Regions from separate parts of the Homo sapiens genome. Here region 2 is linked to region 1. A link is a loop called in an ENCODE intact Hi-C map of the cell type or tissue named here. Cell type or tissue: B cell. All regions are shown on one strand. Links, peaks and the distances in the headings refer to the core of each region. The heading gives the core; the rest is flanking DNA.

The links. Hi-C counts contacts between places; a loop is a spot of excess contacts. Peaks named below come from ENCODE experiments on the same cell type or tissue, not always from the same donor. Only the 100,000 strongest peaks of a DNase experiment are listed, where the experiment ranks them.
Region 2: it touches region 1 in a loop (6-fold over the local background); 3 of 110 quality-filtered maps call a loop at or near these places.

What each region holds. Positions count from the first base shown.
Region 1 is chrX:47,647,521-47,658,665 of GRCh38, reverse strand. ELK1 (ETS transcription factor ELK1) reads left to right here and starts at 8,103. Exons shown (of 7, transcript NM_001114123.3): 1 at 8,103-8,243; 2 at 8,640-8,745. UXT (ubiquitously expressed prefoldin like chaperone) reads left to right here. Exons shown (of 7, transcript NM_004182.4): 3 at 803-884; 4 at 1,027-1,094; 5 at 1,376-1,483; 6 at 6,522-6,585; 7 at 6,771-6,870. The coding sequence ends at 6,824. RefSeq lists an enhancer at 1-142, a silencer at 7,919-8,328 and a cis regulatory region at 7,660-8,640. In B cell, for the core only: no CTCF peak of the experiment used is centred there; a DNase peak (open chromatin) is centred at 7,865; H3K4me3 peaks cover 1,554 bases; H3K27ac peaks cover 1,594 bases.
Region 2 is chrX:48,569,066-48,580,210 of GRCh38, reverse strand. RBM3 (RNA binding motif protein 3) reads right to left here and starts at 5,727. Exons shown (of 7, transcript NM_006743.5): 1 at 5,638-5,727; 2 at 4,928-5,043; 3 at 4,544-4,650; 4 at 3,792-3,897; 5 at 3,607-3,703; 6 at 3,102-3,185; 7 at 1-2,746. The coding sequence starts at 5,030. The coding sequence ends at 3,125. RefSeq lists a silencer at 1,433-1,642, enhancers at 5,400-5,669, 4,653-5,852 and a cis regulatory region at 5,609-6,594. In B cell, for the core only: a CTCF peak has its summit at 5,197; DNase peaks (open chromatin) are centred at 5,300 and 5,840; H3K4me3 peaks cover 1,745 bases; H3K27ac peaks cover 2,383 bases.

The DNA of each region.
Region 1 (11,145 bases), core at 3,144-11,143:
GGGACGTGGCGTTCATAGCAGGGGCGTGTCAGCGCATGCGCGGCCTCCGATGTTTAACAGATTAAGGCTTGTTTTCTGGAGCCACAGTTCTCGGGTTCGAATCCTGGCTCGGCCATTCTTCATCCTTGTGAATACGTCCTACCTCGCCTTTCTGTGCCCTATAAACTTTACTCTTCTGTGAAATGGGGAGTTTTCTGGAACCTTCCCCATGCAGTGGTTTTGAGTTTTTGATGTGTCCCATCTTTGTCAAGAATTTAGCATGGATGCCTGAAACATAGTAGAGGTTCAATGAGTATGAAGAAATATTATTGCAATCTTTGTTAATCTAAGCAGGAAATAAGGTGTTCAGAACTAGGCCTATGAGCATCCTAAAAGGGATGGAGGATTTTTCTAGGGTGAGGATGGGACATTATGATTGGAGTTCAGTATTGGGAGTATAATAATAGTAATTATAACTAACATGTATATAGAGAGTTTACCATTTGATAAGCATTATTCTAGATGCTTTGTAGTAAACGCTCATTTAATCCTAATGACTCTACAAGGTAATACTGTCATCTGTATTTTATAAATGGGGAAACTGAGTCCCAAACAGGTTATTTACTTGCCAAAGTCACACATCTATAAAGGATAGAGCCCAGATCCAAACCCAGGCAGTCTGACCCAGAGCCGAAAATTAACTTATGCACTAAAAAGCCTTTTCAGTGTATGGTGACATGAGAGTCTCAGAGGGTCATGATATGAGGTATACTAGGAGGAATGGGGCTGCCTATTGGTCACCATTGTACTTTCGTCCCATCAGAAAGGTGCTGGACCATCGAGACAAGGTATATGAGCAGCTGGCCAAATACCTTCAACTGAGAAATGTCATTGAGCGACTCCAGGTAAAGACTATGGGATTGGGTACCATTTTTTTGGTATGTGTGGGCAAGGGAGGGAAATGGGAAGAGAGACTCCAGACCCAACCCTGTCACCTGACCTAAGAGTTCACCACTGACCCCTACCTCTTTTTCCCTGGCCCCACAGGAAGCTAAGCACTCGGAGTTATATATGCAGGTGGATTTGGGCTGTAACTTCTTCGTTGACACAGTGGTGTGAGTGTCTACCCGCCCCTCTGAGCCCACAGGGTTCAGCTTACCCCTTCCCTCATGCAACTTATATTTTTTTGAGTATCTTCTATGTACCAGGCACTATGCGAGGTTTTATATCCCAGTAGGATATAAGCTAGGTGCTGGGGATGTGACAGTGAATAAAATAGGACAAAATCCCTGCCTTCCCAGAGCCTCAATTTGGGGAAGGGTGGGGAGCAAAACATAAACTATGCTAAACAGTGATAAGGACTTCTCCCCACTTCCTCTAACCTCTCTTTCCTCAGCCCAGATACTTCACGCATCTATGTGGCCCTGGGATATGGTTTTTTCCTGGAGTTGACACTGGCAGAAGCTCTCAAGTTCATTGATCGTAAGAGCTCTCTCCTCACAGAGTAAGTCCATTCCATGAGGATAGTGTGTAAAAACACCACCATTTCCAACACTCTTCTCCCTTTACCCATGGCTGCCTGGAATGATACTTAAGGACTCATCTCCCCTCCTCTTCAGAGCTGGGGCTGAAGAAATGGGGTTGCAAAGCCCATGTGTAGCACATAATAAGCACTCAAAAAATGATCTTTGTATTGTTCATTCACGCAAACATTTATTGGGCATCTTCTGTATGCCAGGCACTGTGCTTAGCAGTGGGAATGCAGCAGTGAACAAGACAGAAGAGTTCCTTGAAGGCTTACAATCTAGAAGGACTATACTGTTATACATAAATACAATTATGACCAGATCCATGAGGTCTCAGCCTGTTAGAATTGGTAACAAGAAAACTAGTTACCTATGATTTCACTTCCTGCTAATTTTACTATTCATTCACTGTGTTCCTGCCACACTCACCTTCACATGCTTCTTTCAACACCCCAAGAATGATCCCACCCCAGGGATATTGCTGTAGCTGTTCTCTCTGCCTGCACTGCTCTTTCCCCCAGTACCCACATGGCTTCCTTTCTCCTCACTCACTCGTCTTGCTTAAATGTCACTTCCTCAACAAGGCCCTCTGTAACCTAACTTTCAAATTACAGCCCCTGGCATGCTTGATTCCCCTCCTTCTACTTTTTTTCTACTAACACTTATCACCCCCTAATATTTACTATGTAATTTCTTTCTCATGTTGTCTCCTCCAATTAGAATGTAAGTTTTACAAAGGGGGAGATTTGGTTTATTCCCTTATACCCAGGTGACTAGAGTAGTACAAGCATATAGTAGACACTCTGTGTTTTTGTTTTTAAGAGATGGTGTCTCGCTGTGTTGCCCAGGCTGGAATGCAGTGACTGTTTACAGCTGCGATCATAGCATACTACATCCTCAAACTCCTGGGCTCAAGCAATCCCCTTGCTTCAGCCTGCCAAGTAACTGGGACTACAGGCGCACTGCTGTACCCGGCTTTGTGTTTGTTGAAATAATTTGAAAGGGTATGCTGGAAGCATATTAAAGTGGTTATTGAAGCAGATCTGTGTTGGGGGTGATGGGGAGAGAAAATGTGGGCTCCAGTTGAGTTTAAGGCAGGAGTGTCCAATCTTTTGGTTTCCGTGGGCCACATTGGGAGATTTGTCTTGGGCCATACATAAAATACACTAATGCTAATGATAGCTGATGAGCTAAAATAAAAAAGTTGCAAAAAAAAATCACATAATGTTTTAAGAAAGTTTATGAATTTGTGTTGGGCTGCATTCAAAGCCGTCCTGGACCGCATGTGGCCCACTGGTTGCAGGTTGGACAAGCTTGATTTACGGTTTTGTGCAGGGAAGGGCAGTTGGGAGCATAGATGAGGGATTTGAAATGTAGCTAGGGAAGGCCTCCCAGAGGAAGGGACATTTGAATCATTTGACTGAGTGACAAAGCCATGGGGCTATCTGGCGAAGAGCATTCCTGGCAAGAGGAATAGTGTGCCTGGTATGCTAGTGAAACTACCAAGAGAGGTGAGCTTGGTTTCAATGGAATGAGCATGGGGGCACTGAGCAATACACTTAGATTAACAACATCTCACAAGTGTGAGTACCATTGATTTAAACTTCTTTGTTGGTTGTGTTTTGTGTTTATGTCTGTTCTACATTCATTTTTTCCAGAGTTGCCTCCCTTAGAGTTTCAGTAATTTTTATCTTTTCAAACCTTTCCAGCCATGGGAAGGACTAGCAGGTGCTAGTGGACCCAAAAGAACCTCAGACCTGCTGAGATTTCTGATTCTTGGTGTTCAGACCAATTAGCAAATAGTTTAATTAAACGGCCTGCTTTCATGGTCAACACAATTCTGAACTGGTGGTCATTTAGACCAAGTCCACTTTGTTTTTGAGACGGAATTTTGCTCTTGTCGCCCAGGCTGGAGTGCAGTGGTGCGATCTTGGCTCACTGCAACCTCTGCCTCCTGGGCTTAAGGGATTCTCCTGCCTCAGCCTCCCAAGTAGCTGGGACTACAGGCACCCACCACCACTCCCGACTAATTTTTGTATTTTTAGTAGAGACAGGGTTTTGCCATGTTGGCCAGGCTGGTCTCAAACTCCGACCTCAGATGATCTGCCCACCTCAGCCTCCCTAAGTGCTGGGATTGCAGGTGTGAGCTACCGCGCCCAGCTAAAGTCTAGTTTGTATAAGAAGGCTTTCCTTGTTATGTCACAGGATTCCTGAGCCTATCAAATAGATTTTAATGTTTTGAGACTCCACGTACTTCCCCAAAATGAAGTATTTAAATTGTCAGTGCCTGCCCCCTTGCCTGGTCTTTTTGATGTACTGACCTGGTCTGTTAGTGTGATGAAAAATATGGTTGAGTCTTACTGCTTTATTGTAATTAGTAGGACTGTCTAGAAGTTTAATTTTTCTAAGAGATGAAGATTTGAGTCTATGTAGCTGGCTGTCCTTTAAAAATATTTGGTTACTTGGGATATACTTTGAACTAACTTTCTGGTCATTTTATGTGATCAAAAGTGTCAGTTCTTCCTGTTCTTAGTATATTTCTTTGTTTGGGAAGTGGAAGGGATGAAATCTCTATATTCTTTCCTGATGACACAGAAAGGAGTACACATCCACATCTCATGAATAGACATGTAATTATAGAAGAAACAGCCTAACGGCCGGGCGCGGTGGCTCACACCTGTAATCCCAGCACTTTGGGAGGCCGAGGTGGGTGGATCACGAGGTCAGGAGTTCAAGACCAGCCTGTCCAAGATAGTGAAACCCCGTCTCTACTAAAAATACAAAAAATTAGCCGGGAACGGTGGCAGGCGCCTGTAATCCCAGCTACTTAGGAGGCTGAGGCAGGAGAATCGCTTGAACTCGGAGGGTGGAGGTTGCAGTGAGCCGAGATCACGCCACTGCACTCCAGCCTGGGCGACACAGTGAGACTCCATCTCAAAAAAAAAAAAAAAAGCATAACCATATGACTATTCACACTGCCTTACATACTAAATCAGTAGTAATTTGCTTCTCACATAGCAAATAAAAATAAATCAGCAGTAATAAACATATCCCTTTTGTGTTACAGCTAGCATTTGGTGAACTCTGTATTTTTCTCCCTTTTAAAGTGTTGAACTCATAGGTTTTCATAAGGTAAGCTTACACCATTAACTAATTTTGTTCTCTTTTTTGATGTTAAAATTGTCCCTTAGGAGCTGATCAGGTTCATTCTTCTGTTCTTTAAGCATTACCCCCAGAATATTCTTGAAAGTATTCTTGCTCTCTGGCAACAACACCCATACTTCATTTATTTCCTGTCCCTAAACATACACTCAGCCAACCTCAGGTTCCTTTTAATGGAGTAGTCACTTATTCATTCAACATACGTTGGGTGCCTCCTCTGTGCCACACACTGTTCTGGTCCCTGGGGATAGAGCAGGAAACAAAAAAAAACAAAATCTGCCCTCATACAGCTGACATTCTAGTCAGGGGAGACAAACAATAAACAAATGAATGATGTAGTATGTCAGATGTTGACAGTGCTATGGAGAAAGCATATCATGGAGATCAGAAGCATTACCTGCAATGGAACAGTCATGATTTTAAGAAGAATGGCTGACTGGATGTGAAGTGTGAGAGAGAGGAGCCCAGGTTTTTGGCTGAGCAACTGGAGGGATGGAGTTGCCATTATCTGAGATGGAGAAGTTAGGGGAGGAGTAGATTTGGAGGGGAAGGTCAGGAATTTAGTCTGGAACCTGTTAAGTATGAGGCACTTATTAAACACTGAAGTGGATTTTTAGAAGATGTCATTAAAACTAGTCAAGTTCAGGAGAGAGTTCTGGGCTAGAAATAAAAATGTGGGAGATATTGGTATATACATGGGTTCATACTACTTTTTTTTCCAATTTAACATCCTATCTTATTGCTCTCTGCTTTTCCAACAGTATTTAGTTTCATTTACCCCTCAAACTGACTCCTACATTGACAGCACAATAAAATCCACATTCCTTATTATATTAAGACCCTGTGTGATCTAACCTCTTCCTATCTCTTGGACCTTGTCTTAGGCCACTTTCCCTCCCCACTCAATTTCTAACACTCTGACCTCACTGCTTCTCAAACAGCTCTTTGTTGCCTCTTGTCCTTTTTGTGGAAAAGGCCTTCCTACTGCTTAACCATTAGGCATTCTTCGATTCCTTCTCATTCTTCATTCTTGAGAAAGGCCTTCCTTGACCCTTTATATCAATTAGGATTCTTTTGGGCGAGATCTGATCCAAACTGGCTTAGAGAAAAGGAGTCAACTGACTGGTTCATGTAATTCAACCTCCTTCCTCTGCTGCAACCTTCCCTTGGCTCCCATCTCACTTAAGGTCAAAGCCAGGGTCCTTACCATGGCCTTGTAGGCTTCACACAGTTTGTCTCCCTCATTACCTCTCTGACCTCACCTCTTACATTCCCCCTTCACTTATTCTTCTCCAGCCAGAGTGGCCTCTTTGCTGCACCTCAAACATGCCAGGCACACTCCCACCTCAGTGCCTTTGTGTTTGCTGCCCCTTGTGTGTGGAACACATCCTCCATATAGCCACACTACTCAAAATTCACTGTCTTTAAGTCTTTACTCAAATGCTTCTCCGTGAAGCCATCCCTGAGCCCTCTTTAAAATTGCAGCCCCCCACTCCTGTACTCCTTATTGTCTCTCATTTTTAATTTTTGTTATTGTAGTTAGAACCATCTGACACATAGCTTTTATTCCATTGGTTTTTTGTTATGTCTTTCTTTACAAGAATTTGAAGTCCATCAGGCCGGGAGTTTTGTTTGTTGTGTTTGCTGCTATCTCCCAGTGCCTAAAATTGCCTGGCATACAGTAGGCATTTAATAATCTTTGAATCAGTGAAAACCAGATGGTGGCTTGGCATTTCCACATAGGAATGAGCCAGGTGGAAATCATCCAGGATATAAGTAGATCTTGAAGTGATAAGGAAGGGTCATCATAATCATGTGGGGCCCATTTTGCCCTTTCTTGTTTCTTTTCTCTAGGCTCAGCAACAGCCTCACCAAGGACTCCATGAATATCAAAGCCCATATCCACATGTTGCTAGAGGTGAGAGCAGCTCACCCCACTACCAGACTCTGTGTTTAGGGTGGTGACCTGAAGAAGGAAGAGAGCGAAAGAAGGGAAGGACCATCTTTCCCTCTAAACTGGAGTCAAGGGAGGGAGGTCAGAGCAAGCCTGGGGGCGTAACCCAGACCCAGTCTTTGTTCAATCTCTTCTGTCCTCTTTTTCAGGGGCTTAGAGAACTACAAGGCCTGCAGAATTTCCCAGAGAAGCCTCACCATTGACTTCTTCCCCCCATCCTCAGACATTAAAGAGCCTGAATGCCTTTGAGTCACATGGCCCTTCTTTTTCCCCATAAACCCTGCTAGTTGCCACGGGGGCCTGTTCCTAGGGCACAAAGTTACTGAGAGACCCAGAGATCCAGTCTCTCTGTGGAACCTCCAAAATGCCCCAGCAGTCCTGCCTCCAGCCTGTTGCCTGGCAGTATTTGCCAGTTGACCTTATGCACTGCCCTCTCTTCTGTCATCTTGGCAACCTGGGCCCCCCACCTCACCCTTTCTTCCATTCCTTTTCCTAGACGCCACCCTTTGAATTGCCATAGAGAATGGGCCAATTCATGGTGGAGGTTTGTTCATTCCCACAACAATCAAAGGGCCCTAAGGTTTACGCTTTCACACACCCAATCATTCCCCAGGTACCCCAAATTACACCCAAACCCTAACTCAGCCCTACCTTGTCTTAGCCCCTGCTTGTAAGTGTTCCAGCTTCCAATGGGCACAGACCTGGATCCCGCTCTCCCTAGTCGGGCCCCTATTCTAGGTTGAGTCCAGCCACCGCCAATCAATGCAGAGCCAGGTTCCTCCCCTTTTTAACTCTGGCCGCAGTTCAACCCTGCCCTCTGAAAGCATTTCGTTTCTGCCACTCAATGCTCTTTCGTGTGCCTGACAGCCATCCTGCCCTCCTACCTCCGCTGTGTTCTAAATTCGTCTTTACCCAGCTCTATGGTCTTGTCTAACCGTAGAGCTGCCCTGCCCGCCTACGCGGAGCCCAGTCCGACCCACTCCCGCCGGCTGCTACGCCCATTTCTATACAAGCCCTGCTTCCGCTGAGCAGCATGGCGTGCGACACCGCCCCCTTGGTGTTTTGGCAGGGGTCTAGAAGTCCCTCGTCCGCCAATCAGAGAAAAACAGGGCCACCCACCCCCGTCCTTGGGGGCTGTCTTCCATCAATCCCATGTAAGCCAATCAGTGTGAGGCAGACCCCCGCCCCCCCGACACAGGCCCCGAGCCTTTTCAGTTGCTCACAGTCCGTCAGTCCTTGAGCCAATCGGCGTGGAGCACCGTGAAGGCCGAACGCGCCTCCTCGGGACTCCAGGGGCCGTGAGCGTTCCATCATTTCCCCTTACGCCAATCACGGCACAGCTCTGTAGGGAAGGGCCCGTCCCCCAACCCCTCGAGGCCTTGCGGCCGATTAATAGCGCTTTGGCCAATCAGCGAGCGGCGGGACATTGGGCTCCTCCTCCTCGGGCCCACGTGAGCTGTAGGGAAACGCAGGGGCGGCTTCTAGGTGCTGCCGCCGCCACCGCCACCACCACCTCCACCGCCGCCTCGGAACCCAGGCCTGGGGGGCGGTGGGGCCGCGTATGGAGCCCCCGCCCCCCGGAGCTGCCAACATTGCCAACGCCACCGCCACGCTACACACAGGTGAGCTCTGGGCCTGGAGGGTGGAGGGCCCAGTCCGTGACCCCACGTATCCTTCCCGCCCCCGCGCAGAGGATGTGGCTTGGCCGGTGGCCTGCTGGTGTTCGACTCCCCGCCGCCACCACCACGGCTGGTGGACCTGCGTGTGGCATTGCTCAAGCCCTTCGTCCCTTATAGTGGATCTGACCGTGGCCTAACCTCCCCCTCCCGTTGTATAATGGATCGGTCTGCGTGCTTATGTTTTTCCCCACGCCAACTTAGGGTGGACTCGTCCATAGGCTTTCCCCCTACCCCTACCCCCACCCGCCCCCCACCCACCCCCACTTATAGGGAGCTAGCCTGTGACAGTGTTCAGCCCCCTTAATAGTAGGTGTATCTGAGTGTTTGGATTTCTCCTAGCCTCAACTTTCAGGAGACCCGTCCGTGGCCTTATTTATTCCACCCTTCCTGTACATCGTAGCGAATCAATCCGTGGCGCCGCACTCCTCCGCATCCCTCTTTAACAGTGAGTCTACCTGAGTTTGTATTCCTGCCTCCTCCAGTCCCCCAATGCATCAGTCCATGGCTTTTTTCAAAACCACCCCCCCCCCCCACCACCACCACCACCATTTTATAGTGGATCAGTCTTCATGTTTGGATTCACGTCCCTTTAGCTATCAGTCCATTGCCCTGTCTCCTCTTTTTCGTAGACTGTCGCTCTAGCGCTTGGGGTTCTCTCCTTTTTAATAGTGGGTTAGTTTAGTGCTTTACATCTCCCTATTTTCAGTAGCTCAGTCCATAGCCTTTTCCCTCTCTGCTTTGAATCAGTCTGTGTGATGGCTTTTCTCTCCTCTCACTGTGGTGCAGGAGTCTGTAAGGTTTTCTGCTCCCCTTCCCCTCAGACGATGAGCCTCATCACCCCTCCCTTTGCAGTGGATCTGTTCATTGGCCTTCCTCCCCCACACCCCTGTATGCTTGCACAGTCCCCCGCATACCCTCCCGTGAGTCCAGTGCTTTGTAATTGGGGGAAGATCGGCCGTGTACTTTCAATTTCCTTCTCTTTTTTTTTCCCTTCCCAGAAGAGAACGTGCTGATCCTCTTTTCCTTGTGATGGAGCACTGTACGGCCTTCCCTGTCCTCCACCTCTTAATAGTGGGTCAGCCTGGTCACACTCGTAACCACAAAGACGTTCTGCCTCACTACAATAAGTGAATACATTAGCGCCAGTGATGATAGTAATGCCAATAGGAGCTAGCGTTTATTGAGCACCTGCCGTATATCAGGCAGAGTGTTTCATATGAATGAGTTCCTTTAATCCTCACCACAACCCCATGAGATAGGTAGTGAGGGAATTGGGCCATAGGGAGGTTAAATTCCTTACTCAAAGGTGGCCCAGGAAGTACTCAGGACACAGGATAATTTTTGAGGCTCCCCTCTTAGATCTCATCCCACCCCACGTGAGGCCTCAGTCCTTAAAAACCAAATTAGTTCTCACCTCCAAGCTTTTGTTCTTGCTGTTCCCTCTGCCTGCAGAGCAGTCTTCATTCCTCACCTTCTCTCAGCACCCACCCACCCCCCAATCCCAGCAGCTGTGTGACCTTAGATGAGTGATTTAACCACTTCCTCTCTGTGCCTTTTTCTTCATTTGTGAAATGGGGGATCAGAACTAGAATCCCTTCCAGTGTAAATAAATATTAACTGTGAATTAATGGTAAAACAAGTAACCTTTCTAGCATTACCGCCTATACCTTCCCACCCCCTTACTGTGCTCCAACCACACTGGTTCCACCACACAGCTCCTCAAACATAGCAGGCATGGGCCAGCCTCAGGGCCTTTGCATTGGCTGTTCTTTGTGCCTTGAACACCACCCCCAGATCTCTGCATGGTTCCTTTCAGCACTCTGTTCAAATACCAACCCCCAAAGGATGTTTACCACACTGTGGTGTGTGGAATGCAGTATAAAAAGATACATGTATGAAAGATGTTTCTAAGAATGCCAGTTTATATATGAGTAAGGGTTTTCCTCCTTTTCAAAAGGATGTGTTCACAAGACTGAGGTACGTAATATGCTCTGTAAAGGCATAGGTATAAAAGCTGTTTCTAAGAGTGCTAGTTGTATATGTGAATAAGGACTGTGTTGTTGCATTGAAAGAATGTGTTCACAAAACTGTGGTGTGTAGCTGGGCACAGGGGTGTGCACTTATAGTCCCAGCTACTCGGGAGGCTGAGGTGGGAGGATAGCTTGAGCCCAGGAGTTCCAGGCCAGCCTGGGCAATATAGCGAGATCCCTTTTTCTGAAAAAAAAAAACCCAAAAAACAACCACTGTGGTGTGTGTAATACACTCTCTTAAAGGCACAGGCGTAAAAGATGTTTCTAAGAGTGATTTGATTTTGTTGTACCTGGGTAGTGTTATTTCATTAAAGGTTGATTGTCACACCATGGTACTTAGAATATACTATACAAAGGCACATGTATAAAAAAGAAGTTCCTAACAATGCTACTTGTAAAAACAAAAAAAGTCAACCCCTCCCTGACCATCTGAAGCTGCACACCCAGCAGGGCTCAAGCCAGGTCCCTGATTTGTCCCGTTGCCCTTTATCACTGTCTGACACACTGTGTGGGTTACTTGTTTGTTGTCTGTCTCTCCTCATTAGAATGTGAGTCCCATGAGGACTCAGTTTTTGTCTGCTCATTCACCGCTATGTCTCCAGCAACTGAAAATGTACCAGGTAAACAGCAGATGCTCAATAAGAATTTATCCCATGAATAAATGGGAAAAAGATAATTTGAGACACCAGTGTAGGGGTCACATGAGGAAGAAGAAGGGATATGAGAGCTAATTAGTTGGGACTGTTCCTGCAACCAACCTTTACTGAGCCCCTTGTGAGTACCAGGCACTCTTCTAGGTGCTGGAATATGGCAAG
Region 2 (11,145 bases), core at 1,974-9,973, 920 kb before region 1:
TTCTGGCCCTTGACAAGAGATTTGGTGAATGGTTCAGAAAGATTTTTGGTACAGACAAGTTCCAGGGCTTGAAAGTGAAAAGTAGTTACAGGCCATGTGTTTGGTCTTTGCAGGTCTTGGGATACATGTTCTCAAGGTACCTTGAGTGTTTGGGGGGTTTCTAGCCTCAGTGGGTTCTTGACAAATGTGCATCAGTTGGATGCTGAAGACAAACCAAAGTAGGAGACCAACAAGCACTTTAAGGGTGGTCGGGGGTTGACCTCAAATCTGGAACTTTATTCATCACAGACTATGGCACTATAGAGAACTGTGGGCTCTCTTCCTTAGAGCAGATAGACAGCCAGAGACTGGGACTCCCTGGGCTGGATGATCACAAAGCACATTGTAAACACAGCAGAGCAGAGCAGGTTTAGAGTTGTTATACAAATAAATTTTGGTCTTCATTGATTCCACTTAGGAACATTTTGTTGCAGGAATATTACTGATTATGGATCCTACCTCAGCTGACACTGGGGGTGAGAGGTACATTGCCATCCTGAGAGACAGGGAGCAGAGGACCCCCTCCAATCCCCCGACCTACAAGGCATTCACAGCAGTCCTCCTGCCAATTCTCACTGCCTTAGCTCCCTAAAGGCCCAGAATAAGATGCGTCCTCAGACCAAGTATCCACCTGGTGGGGTTAGCCACAATGCCCCATAGCCTGGGCCTGGCTTAGTGGGTGAGGTGGAAGTTCCCAAGTCTCCATCCACCTGCCAAAGCAAATTCATGACTGTTTGGGTTACAGGAAGAAGGGATATTGGGGCCTGTCCCAACTAGCTGGGAAACTCAGGAGGCAGGCCTCCAGGACTGGAACTAATAATACAGGGTTCCACAACGCACCAGCAAGGGAATAGGCAGCTCAGGACAATAATGTCCTGGAGTTTGCAACCTGGTGGTAACTTAGCTCAGTATTAGCCAGGTGAAAGCCATGAATACAACAGATTTTTCTGTTCCAAACTAGAACCAATGGAGGGATAACACCCATGGGGCCTCAATACAGCCACTAGAAAGAACCATGACTAAAGGGAGCAGAACTGAGGAACTAAGACCAGCTAGAATTACAAAATTACCACTTTACCACCCAAGACACACACACACCAAAAAAGATCAAATCCCCGTGACTGAGAGCTTTGCCAACTCTTCTCAGTGGCTTTATATGCCAATTAACCTAACCCTCCACAGAAAATGTAAAATGGCATAAGGCTGAAATTAAATGACTCACCTGAGGTCAAATACCTGGGAAGTAGAAGAGCCCCTACATAAATCCTGGAATCTGAGCTCTTAGCATTGTTTTCAAACCAGGCCTCTCTCATGGCCCTCATACACAAAGATGAGTTCAGTGCATCTCTGCCCAACCCCCATCATTTCAGGGGAAGGAATGAACTGGTACCACTATTTATGATAGGGATTAGCTCACGCCATGAGATTAGGTGCTTATGTTCTCAGAACAATGGGACTAAGATAAGAGACCAGTTAAGGAAACCCAATTCCAGCAGGCCTCAGGCCTCAATGTACACCTAACCCTCTGGCAGTCCCTGCCCACCCACCAACCAAATATTCTCCAAGCCTCCCTCTCGTTGATGTGCCATTTTTTTTTTTTTGAGACAGAGTCTTGCTGTCACCTAGGCTGGAGTGCAGTGGCACAATCTCAGCTCACTGCAACTTCCGCCTCCTGGGTTCAAGCAATTCTCCTGCCTCAGCCTCCCGAGTAGCTGGGATTACATGCACCCGCCACCACGCCCCGCTAACTTTTGTATTTTTAGTAGAGATGGGGTTTTGCCCTGTTGGCCAGGCTGGTCTCGAACTCCTGACCTCAGGTGATCCGCCCACCTCTGCCCCCACTTTTAATTTGCAAAATGGGCTGAGTAAGAATAAAGCAGTTTGTTCTCAGGTTTCATCTTTTTAATAAGCTCTGTGAAAGACATCCTAAGCACTGTATGAGACACAACAGAATATTTTTTCTTCCAGTATTAAAAAAAAAAAGACATTTGCAAACATTTTAAAGCCAACTCTTCTATATAATCAGTTTGATGATCTGAATTAGAAAATACCGCTGGATAATCATGTTCTTGATACACATTTCCTTTTTTTTTGAGATGGAGTCTCGCTGTTGCCCAGGCTGGAGTACAGTGGCGCGATCTTAGCTCACTGCAACCTCCGCCTCCCGGGTTCAAGCGATTCTCCTGCCTCAGCCTCCCAAGTCACTGGGATTACAGGCGTACACCACCATGCCAGGCTAATTTTTTTATGTTTAGTACAGATGGGGTTTCACCATGTTGGTCAGGCTGGCTTGATGCACATTTCTTATAGGTACATTGGGAAATTGCTTCCTAACCACAATAAACACTGTGTACAGGTTTTTAAAATGTCCCTGGATACACATTAATTTTTTGAAGTCAGTCTGGCCAAACTTGCCAGAACCAATTATTGCTAGCTCCAATAAACCTAAGAGCTCAAACTAAAAAACTGGTAAAAAGAAAAATACTCAGGTTCTACAAACGTCCCATAATTTGTCTTTAAATAGGCAGAAAAAATTTAAAAAAAAAGATGGAACTGTCTAAAAGGTCTTCAGCTACCTTGGCAGGTCAATTTAAAAACAAAAGGTTGATATACTATAAAATAAGATGCTTCGGTGCAGCTCCAAAAACCTTTATAAATACAGCCATTTGGAAGGACGATCCTGGATCAGAAATTATTCCTTGTGTATCTGGGAACAGCAAGAGGGGGAGAATTGTGATGTCATGAAGTAACAGCTGACAACATGCTCACCTCCTAGAGCTGATGAAGATGCTGAGGGTTGGACAACAGGGACACACCTTCATTTCCTCCATCCCACACAAGAGTAGAAGATTATAGGAGATGGGTTTTCAGATCCCACCCCCTAGCAAACTTGCTCTGATATGCACCTGAGAGCAAGGAAGGCCTAGCTAGGAATGTTTGGTAGGTTGGCTGGGTGAGGTATGAGGGCAGCAGAAATGCAGAGCAGTCTTGCCAGAAAAGGTGAGAGGGTCATGACAGAGTGTGACAAACAGGTTCACTCAATGCCGATATCCAAGTCTCACCTATATTATGTGCATGTCTCATTTCAGTTGTCATAATTGTCTCTGTAATTTCCTCCTGAGTAGCGGTCATAACCACCCTGGTTTCTGGGGGGGAAAAAAAACACACAAAAGTTTTCTGGTACTGCATTATATATACCACTGTAATTATATGCGTCACATTTTACAGTATGGGTCATAACATAAACCTTACGTATCAAAAACAGGATATGTTAAGCATATGAGTATCACAGTAAACAGTTTTATGGCATACGATTTATACGCAGTATATTAAATCATATTACATGTTAAAGCAATATAGTTATATAACCCACACAGCACAACATATATAGTATACTTTACCATGTCGCAACTATATGACTACACAATTAACTTAAAATGCTAAATTTCATACTCATTTTAGGTACACATTAGTAACAGCAAGGTGTGGTATGCATGAACACCCAGGCGCTGAGTTCTTAAGGAGAGGGAAGCAATAGGAGAACATCCCAGCCCTTTGGCTACCCACCTGCCATTATAGTCTCTGGAACGTCCATATCCATATCCATACCCTCCAGGTCGACTGTCATAATACCTGCCACTCCCATAGCCCTGGTCCCCACCACCTAGAGCAGAAAAATATTTAAATGGCAGTTGTCCACACATAGGCAACTCTCCCTCTCACCCCATGATCAAAACGATCACTGCACTCACCTCTAGAGTAGCTGCGACCACGCCCATGGGCCCCAAAGCCACCTCCTCTGGTTCCCCGAGCAGACTTGCCTGCATGATCCACACGGATCTGACGACCATCCAGAGACTAAGTGTGGGAGACACAAGGATGATGGGTTGGCAGTCAGTCAGGGCAATGGTGAGGGAAGAGCAGGCAAGGGTAAGTGGGCAAAAGAGGCCAAAAATTCCTGCTGGGCACCAGGTTCTGGGTGCCATGTTCCAGAATAAGCTCCTTTACCCCAGAATGGCTTCATCAGGAGCTATAGAATCCCACACAAAATGACCTGAATGCACCATGTTCCCCTTGCTACTACTTACATCTTGACTGAACTCAGGCTGAGTTCTCCTCCCCACTCCTCTAAGCTGCCCGACTATCAGGGCTAGACAGACACCTCTCTTGGTTTGAGGCTTCAGAGTCCATGTCAGAAGACTCACGAGGTCCTCTCCGGGCCAGGCCCACAGGTCTGCAGACTCTACTACCTAAGCCCAAGGCAGGTCAACCATCCACAGGTGGCTTCTCGGCCTCATGCAGGACCAGTCGTCGCCTCCCAGGCGGCCAGGCTCTGTCTGCCGCTGCCCTCCACCCCCTAGAACAAAAGGCAGTCATGCTCCTGTGAGTGGGCACTGCGGGGCTTGGTGGCCACGCTGCCCCGAGCAGACACAGAGGGAAAAACAAAAAGAATGAAGGAAGCCGCAGATGGGGACAAGGTCCCTCTGCAGATAGGAGGCCCCACCTCTCCGTTCATGGCTCTCATGGCAACTGAAGCATGCTCTGGGTTGGTGAAGGTGATGAAACCAAAACCCCTGGACCGCTGAGTCTCCCGGTCCTTGACAACGACCACTGTGAGAGGGAGAGAAGATGGAGCAATGTGGACCAGTCAGTACCCCAAAGGTTAAGTAGCAAAGGGTGGCCGGAAAAGGAGATGGCATAGGTAGGGAAAACGGAGCGCTCCCACTAATCCCAAAGACGCTTCCCCTCATCCTTAGTCTACACCATAGGCTTAGGAAGAAAAAGAATTTGGAGGCGTGGGTCCTAACTTTTCAGTTAATACTCCTTGAAATGCAAGGATCCCAGACTTTCTCTCACCAACCCCCATTGTGAGTATGGCCCGTCTCACCCTCAGAGATAGGTCCGAAACTGCTGAAGTGGTCTTCCAGTGCCTGCTCGTCGGTGTTAAAGTTGAGCCCTCCCACGAAGAGCTTTCCTTCTTCAGAGGACATGGCAGTTCAAGTCCTGTGGGAAGAACATGAAGAATGGTGGCAGGAAGGAGAAAGAAAATGGAGATGTGAGAAAATAGCGAGACGGAAAGCAGAGAAAAAGCACAGAAAATAGACAAGAAAGAGGAACAAAATATGGGTAACTACAGAAAAGCTGAGAAAGGCGGCCAATAAGGTGGTAATCTGAGGAGCTGGCTCAGCGCAGCCACCATTAGGGGGCCACATTGCGCATGCTCTCACATTCATAGCCGCCACGCCCGTCATTTTGTGCCACTGCGCAAGCCCAGAACATCCCTGCGTTCCCTTAACGCCGGCAGAACAAGATGGCGGCGGCCACGTGGGATAAGGAAAGTAAGTGTCGGCTGTCGCGTGGTCACTGCCACCACCGACGCCACCAGTCCCTCCCGGTAGGCCTCACACTCAGATACAGCGCGCCGGCCTCCCACCAACCGAAATGTTTCACCTCCAAGCACGGGACCCGCCCGTCCCAGAGAAAGCCAAGCCTACGTGTCAGTGGCCATTACTCTCCCCACTCGCTATTCCCCGGTCACGGCCGGCGCGGCGCGTGTGTGGCGAGGAGCCGCCGTTTCGCAGGACATATGCAACTTACCTGGAAATTAAAACGTAAAAAACCCGGACGAACAGCGAGCTCGGAGGAGCACAAAAAACAGGGACGGGGCTGCGCCGGAAGACGATTGATAAAGAGTACGTAGCGAGAACGTCCCGGAACGTTCCCCTTGCGCGTCCCGGCGTGCGTGCTGATTGGCTGAGGCCAGCAGGAGCGGAGTGGTGGGGAGAGGAAGGGACAGCAAAGCGAAGGGAGCAGTGTTCTCCGCGAAATGGGGTGTTTCCGGAAATGGGGTGTTTCCGGAAATGGGGTCGACTTTTGAACAGCTGGTGCACCCTAAACGTCAGCATCCCCCCCACAACCGGCTGAGCTGCCTTTATCCCTTCCACAAAGGAACCTTCTCAATCTCATACTACTTGCTGTCCCTGACATCATCCTCCCGTCCTTGCCATCATTTCCCCCGCTGGATCGGATGTCTTCCTCACCATCGTAGTCGTCTTCCTCTAGGTCCCTGCCATTCTCTGATGTTAACCTCCTTCACCTTCTAGTTCTTTAACCTCATACCCTTTAAAGGCCTGACATTTTATCCCCCACCGTCACTGATGTCATCACCCTTCACAGTCCATGATGTCAGACCCAACGTTTTAAGGTTTGACCCTGACTCCTACTCTTTCTCCTCTGTGCTCAACATCTAGCCGCCTGTCATGGGACCCTTTTCCCTGGCGTCATTCCATCTCATCTCTGACTTCAGCCCTCACCCTTGTCTGACTGCTGGCGTGAAGCCAGCCCCTTAATTTTCTCACCAATAGACTGCCTGAGATGGCTTTTACAAAACAGGATGCTGGCCGGGCGCGGTGGCTCACGCCTGTATTCCCAGCACTTTGGGAGGCCAAAGCGGGCGGTTCACGAGTTCAGGAGTTCGAGACCTGCATGGCCAACATGGTGAAACCCCATCTCTACTAAAAATACAAAAAAAAAAAAAAAAAAAAAAAAAGAAAAAAAAAATTAGCTGGGTGTGGTGGCACGTGCCTGTAGTCCCACCTACTCGGGAGGCTGAGGCTGGAAAATCGCTTGAACCCGGGAGGCGGAGGTTGCAGTGAGCCGAGACCACGCCATTGCACTCCAGCCTGGGTGAAAACAAAACAAAACAAAAGAGGATGCTACGATCTTCAGAGGTTGTAAATCCCAATCCATAGAGCAATTTTTGCTCTCTTCGAAAGTAACTGAGCCCTTGCCGGGCGCAGTGGCTCATGCCTGTAATCCCAGCACTTTGGGAGGCCGAAGTGGGCAGATCACAAGGTCAGGAGTTCAAGACTACCCTGGCCAATATGGTGAAACCCTGTCTCTACTAACAATACAAAAAAAAAAAAAAATTAGCCGGGCGTGGTGGTAGGCACCTGTAGTCCCAGCTACTCAGGAGGCTGAGGCGGGATAATCGCTTGAACCCGGGAGGTGGAGGTTGCAGTGAGCTGAGATCATGCCACTGCACTCCAGCTTGGGCGACAGAGCAAGACTCAGTCTCAAAAAAAAAAAAAAAGTAACTGAGCCCTTGATTCACAGAAGGGACTTTCGCAATACACAATAGACTTATCCCAATCAAGTAGTGTCTGAGCCCACTGTTCACAATTTAGTCTTCAGTGTCTTGGCCACCTTTACAATAAATGGATTTGACAGATTTTTCACTTCTGAGCGCCACATCAACGAAGAATAAGTTAGTTTGCCCTCAGAGGCTAAATTTCTTATCCATAGAATGAATTTGCCCAACACAGACCAAATTTGCTAACATACAGAATACAGTACATCCATATTCCTGTTGGGGTAATTCCCATATTTATCTTCCTGTTATTGTCAGGGATTCCTCACATAGTCTAATTATTAATCCCTTAGGTGTTGGAAATAGCCTCTCCAGCTCTGGCATTTGTGTTATTAACTTTGTAAGCAGTAAACTTAGTTGAATAAAGATCCATAATTTTGATATAATCATTTTTCCCCCTATGTTCTGTGCTTTTTTCTGAGACGGAGTCTCACTCTGTCGCTCAGGCTGGAGTGCAGTGGCATGATCTCAGCTCACTGCAACCTCCGCCTCCCAGGTTCAAGTGATTCTCCTGCTTTAGTCTCCTGAGTAGCTGGGATTACGGGCATGTGCCACTATGCCCAGCTAATTTTTGTATTTTTAGTAGAGATGAGGTTTCACCATGTTGTTCAGGCTGTTCTCAAACTCCTGACTTCATGATCCGCCTGCCTCGGCCTCCCAAAGTGCTGGGATTACAGGCGTGAGCCACCACGCCCGGCCTGGTCTGTGCTTTTAAAGAAATCATTCTCTTTCCCAGGTCACAAAATGTTCCCCTACAGTTTCTTTCTTTCTTTCTTTTTTTTTTTTTTTGACAGAGTTTCGCTCTTGTTGCCCAGGCTGGAGTGCAATGGCACTATCTCGGCTCACTGCAACCTCCGCCTCCTGGGTTCAAGCAATTCTCCTGCCTCAGCCTGCTGCGTAGCTAGGATTACAGGTGTGTGCCACCACACCTGGCTAATTTTTGCATTTTTAGTAGAGACAGGTTTTTGCCATGTTGGCCAGGCTGGTCTTGAACTCCTGGCCTCAAGTGATTCGCCTGCCTCGGCCTCCCAAAGTGCTGGGATTACAGGCATGAGCCACCGCACCCGGCCACATTTAGGTCTTTAATCCATGTAGAGTTCGTCCTTGTATATGGTGTGAGATAGAGCTCCAATTTTATTTTTCTCTGTGTCATGAGCCAGATGCCCCATCACCATCTATTAAGCAATCTGTCCCATCCCTGTGTGTGTTTTACCACCTCTATCATGTATCAAGTTCCATAGATATATGGGTCTGTCTCTGAGGTGGTTTGTTGCTGGTTTTGTTGTTATTGTTGTTTTTAAGAGATGAGCCCAGGCTGACTCCTGGCCTCAAGCATTCTCCCCAACTCAGCCTCCTGAGTAACTGGGATTACAGGGGAGCACTATTGTACCTGACTTCTGAGCTTTTTTTTTTTTTTTGACAGAGTCTCACTCTGTCGCCAGGCTGGAGTGCAGTGGCGCGATCTTGGCTCACTGCAACCTCCGCCTCCTGGGTTCAAGTGATTTTCCTGCCTCAGCCTCCTGAGTAGCTGGGACTACAGGCGCGTGCAACCACGCCCAGCTAATTTTTGTATTTTTAGTAGAGATGGGGTTTCACCATGTTGGCCAGGATGGTCTTTTTTTTTGAGACGGAGTCTCGCTCTGTCGCTCAGGCTGGAGTGCAGTGGCGCGATCTCGGCTCACTGTAAGCTCTGCCTTCCAGGTTCACGCCTCAGCCTCCCGAGTAGCTGGGACTACAGGCGCCTGCTACCGCACCCAGCCAATTTTTTTTTTTTGTATTTTTTAGTAGAGGCGGGGTTTCACCGTGGTCTGGATCTCCTGACCTTGTGATCTGCCCACCTCGGCCTCCAAAAGTGCTGGTATTACAGGTGTGAGCCACCGTGCCCGGCCTTCTCTTCTAATTGGTCTACTTCTTAGCTCTTGGGCCAATATAGGTTTGTTGTTGTTTTTTTTTTCCCTTTTATTACTAACACCTTTAATATGTCTTAATATCTAGTGGGCAAATCCCCATCATAACGCTTTCTTTGAAGGCTGTCTTAACTGTCCATGATTCATTACTATTCTAAATTCTAATGTAAGTGTATTGCAGTTCTAACAAAAAGAAGTAATGAGGTCAGGCATGGTGGCTCTCGCCCAAATCCCAGCTACCTGGGAGGCTGAGGCAGGAGGATCGCTTGAACCCAGGAGTTGGAGTCTGCAGTGAGCTATGATCGTGCCACTGCACTCCAGCCTGGGCAACAAAGTGAGACCCTGTTTCAAAACATTAAAAAAAAAAGTAATGGAAGTGTTATTGAGAGTGCATTGAATTTTTACATTTTGGGAGAAATAACGTCTTTTTTTTTGAGATGGAGTTTCGCTCTTGTTGCCCAGGCTGGAGTAAAATGGTGCAATCTCGGCTCACTGCAACCTCCGCCTCCCGGGTTCAAGCAATTCTCCTGCTTCAGCCTCCTGGGTAGCTGGAACTACAGGCACCCACCATTATGCTCGGCTAATTTTGTATTTTTAGCAGAGACGGGGTTTGTCTATGTTGGTCAGGCTGGTCTCAAACTCCTGACCTCAGGTGATCCACCCACCTCGGCCTCCCAAAGTGCTGGGATTACAGGTGTGAGCCACCATGCCCGGCCAAAATAACATCTTAATAATATTAACTGTGGAGGTTTTAAGATATGGTCACACTCTGATACTGTACTCGTCAAGAGTTGGAGCCTAACTTCCTTCCACTTGCATGTGTGCTGGACTTAGTGACTCAATTGTAAAGCACAGAATGAGGTGGAAGTGATAGTGTGTCATTTCCAAGACCAGGCTGTAAAAGGCACATCTGCTTCATGCTCTCTGTCACACAGACTGCTCATTATGTGGGACATTAGCTGGTATGTCATGAGCAGCCCTATGGAGGGATCTAGGTGGCAAGAAAGTAAGGCCTCTTGCCAACAGCCATGTGAGCAAGCCTTCTTAAAGGTGGATCCCAGCCTTCAGATAACTGCAGTCCTGGCCAACATCCTGATTGTAGCCTCATGAGAGGCTCTGAGTCAGAACCACCCAGTTAAGCCACTCTCAGAATCCTGACTCTCCAAAACCATGTGAAATAATAAATGTGTATTGTTTTAGCCACTAAGTTTTGGGATAATTTGTTAAAAATAACTTATATATTACCAAAATCTTTCCAGCAAAGAGCATAAAATGTCTCTCTTTTATTCAGATCAATTTCTATTGTTAGAGTTTAAATTCTTTAAAATAGAGGTCTCTTGTATTAAATTCATTCCTACTTTTTTTTTTTGTTGGTTATTGCTGCTATACAGAAATGCTTTTGATTTTTACAGGTTGATGTTGATTTTGTATTGGGAAACCTTGCTGAACCCCTTTTTTTTTTTTTAAGATGGAGTTTTACTATTGTTGCCAAGGCTGGAGTGCAGTGGTGCGATCTCGGCTCACTGCAAACTCCACCTCCCGGGTTCCAAGTGATTCTCCTGCCTCAGCCTCCTGAGTAGCTGGGATTACAGGCACGTGCCACCACGCCCAGCTAATTTTTTGTATTTTTAGTAGAGATGGGGTTTCCTCATGTTGGCCATGCTGATCTCGAACTCCTGACCTCAGGTGATCCATCCGCCTCAGCCTCCCAAAGTGCAGGGATTACAGGTGTGAGCCACCACGCCTGGCTGCTGAACTCTCTTATTAGTCCTATTAGTTGTTTTTGTCATTCTGTTTGTTCTTTTTTTTTTTTTTTTTGAGATGGAGTCTCGCTCTGTCACCCAGGCTGGAGTGCAGTGGCACAATCTTGGCTCACCGCAAGCTCCACCTCCCGGGTTCACACCATTCTCCTGCCTTAGCCTCCTGAGTAGCTGGGACTACAGGTGCCCGCCACCACACTTGGCTAATTTTTTGTGCTTTTAGTAGAGATGGGGTTTCACCGTGTTAGCCAGGATGGTCTCCATCTCCTGACCTCGTGATCCGCCCGCC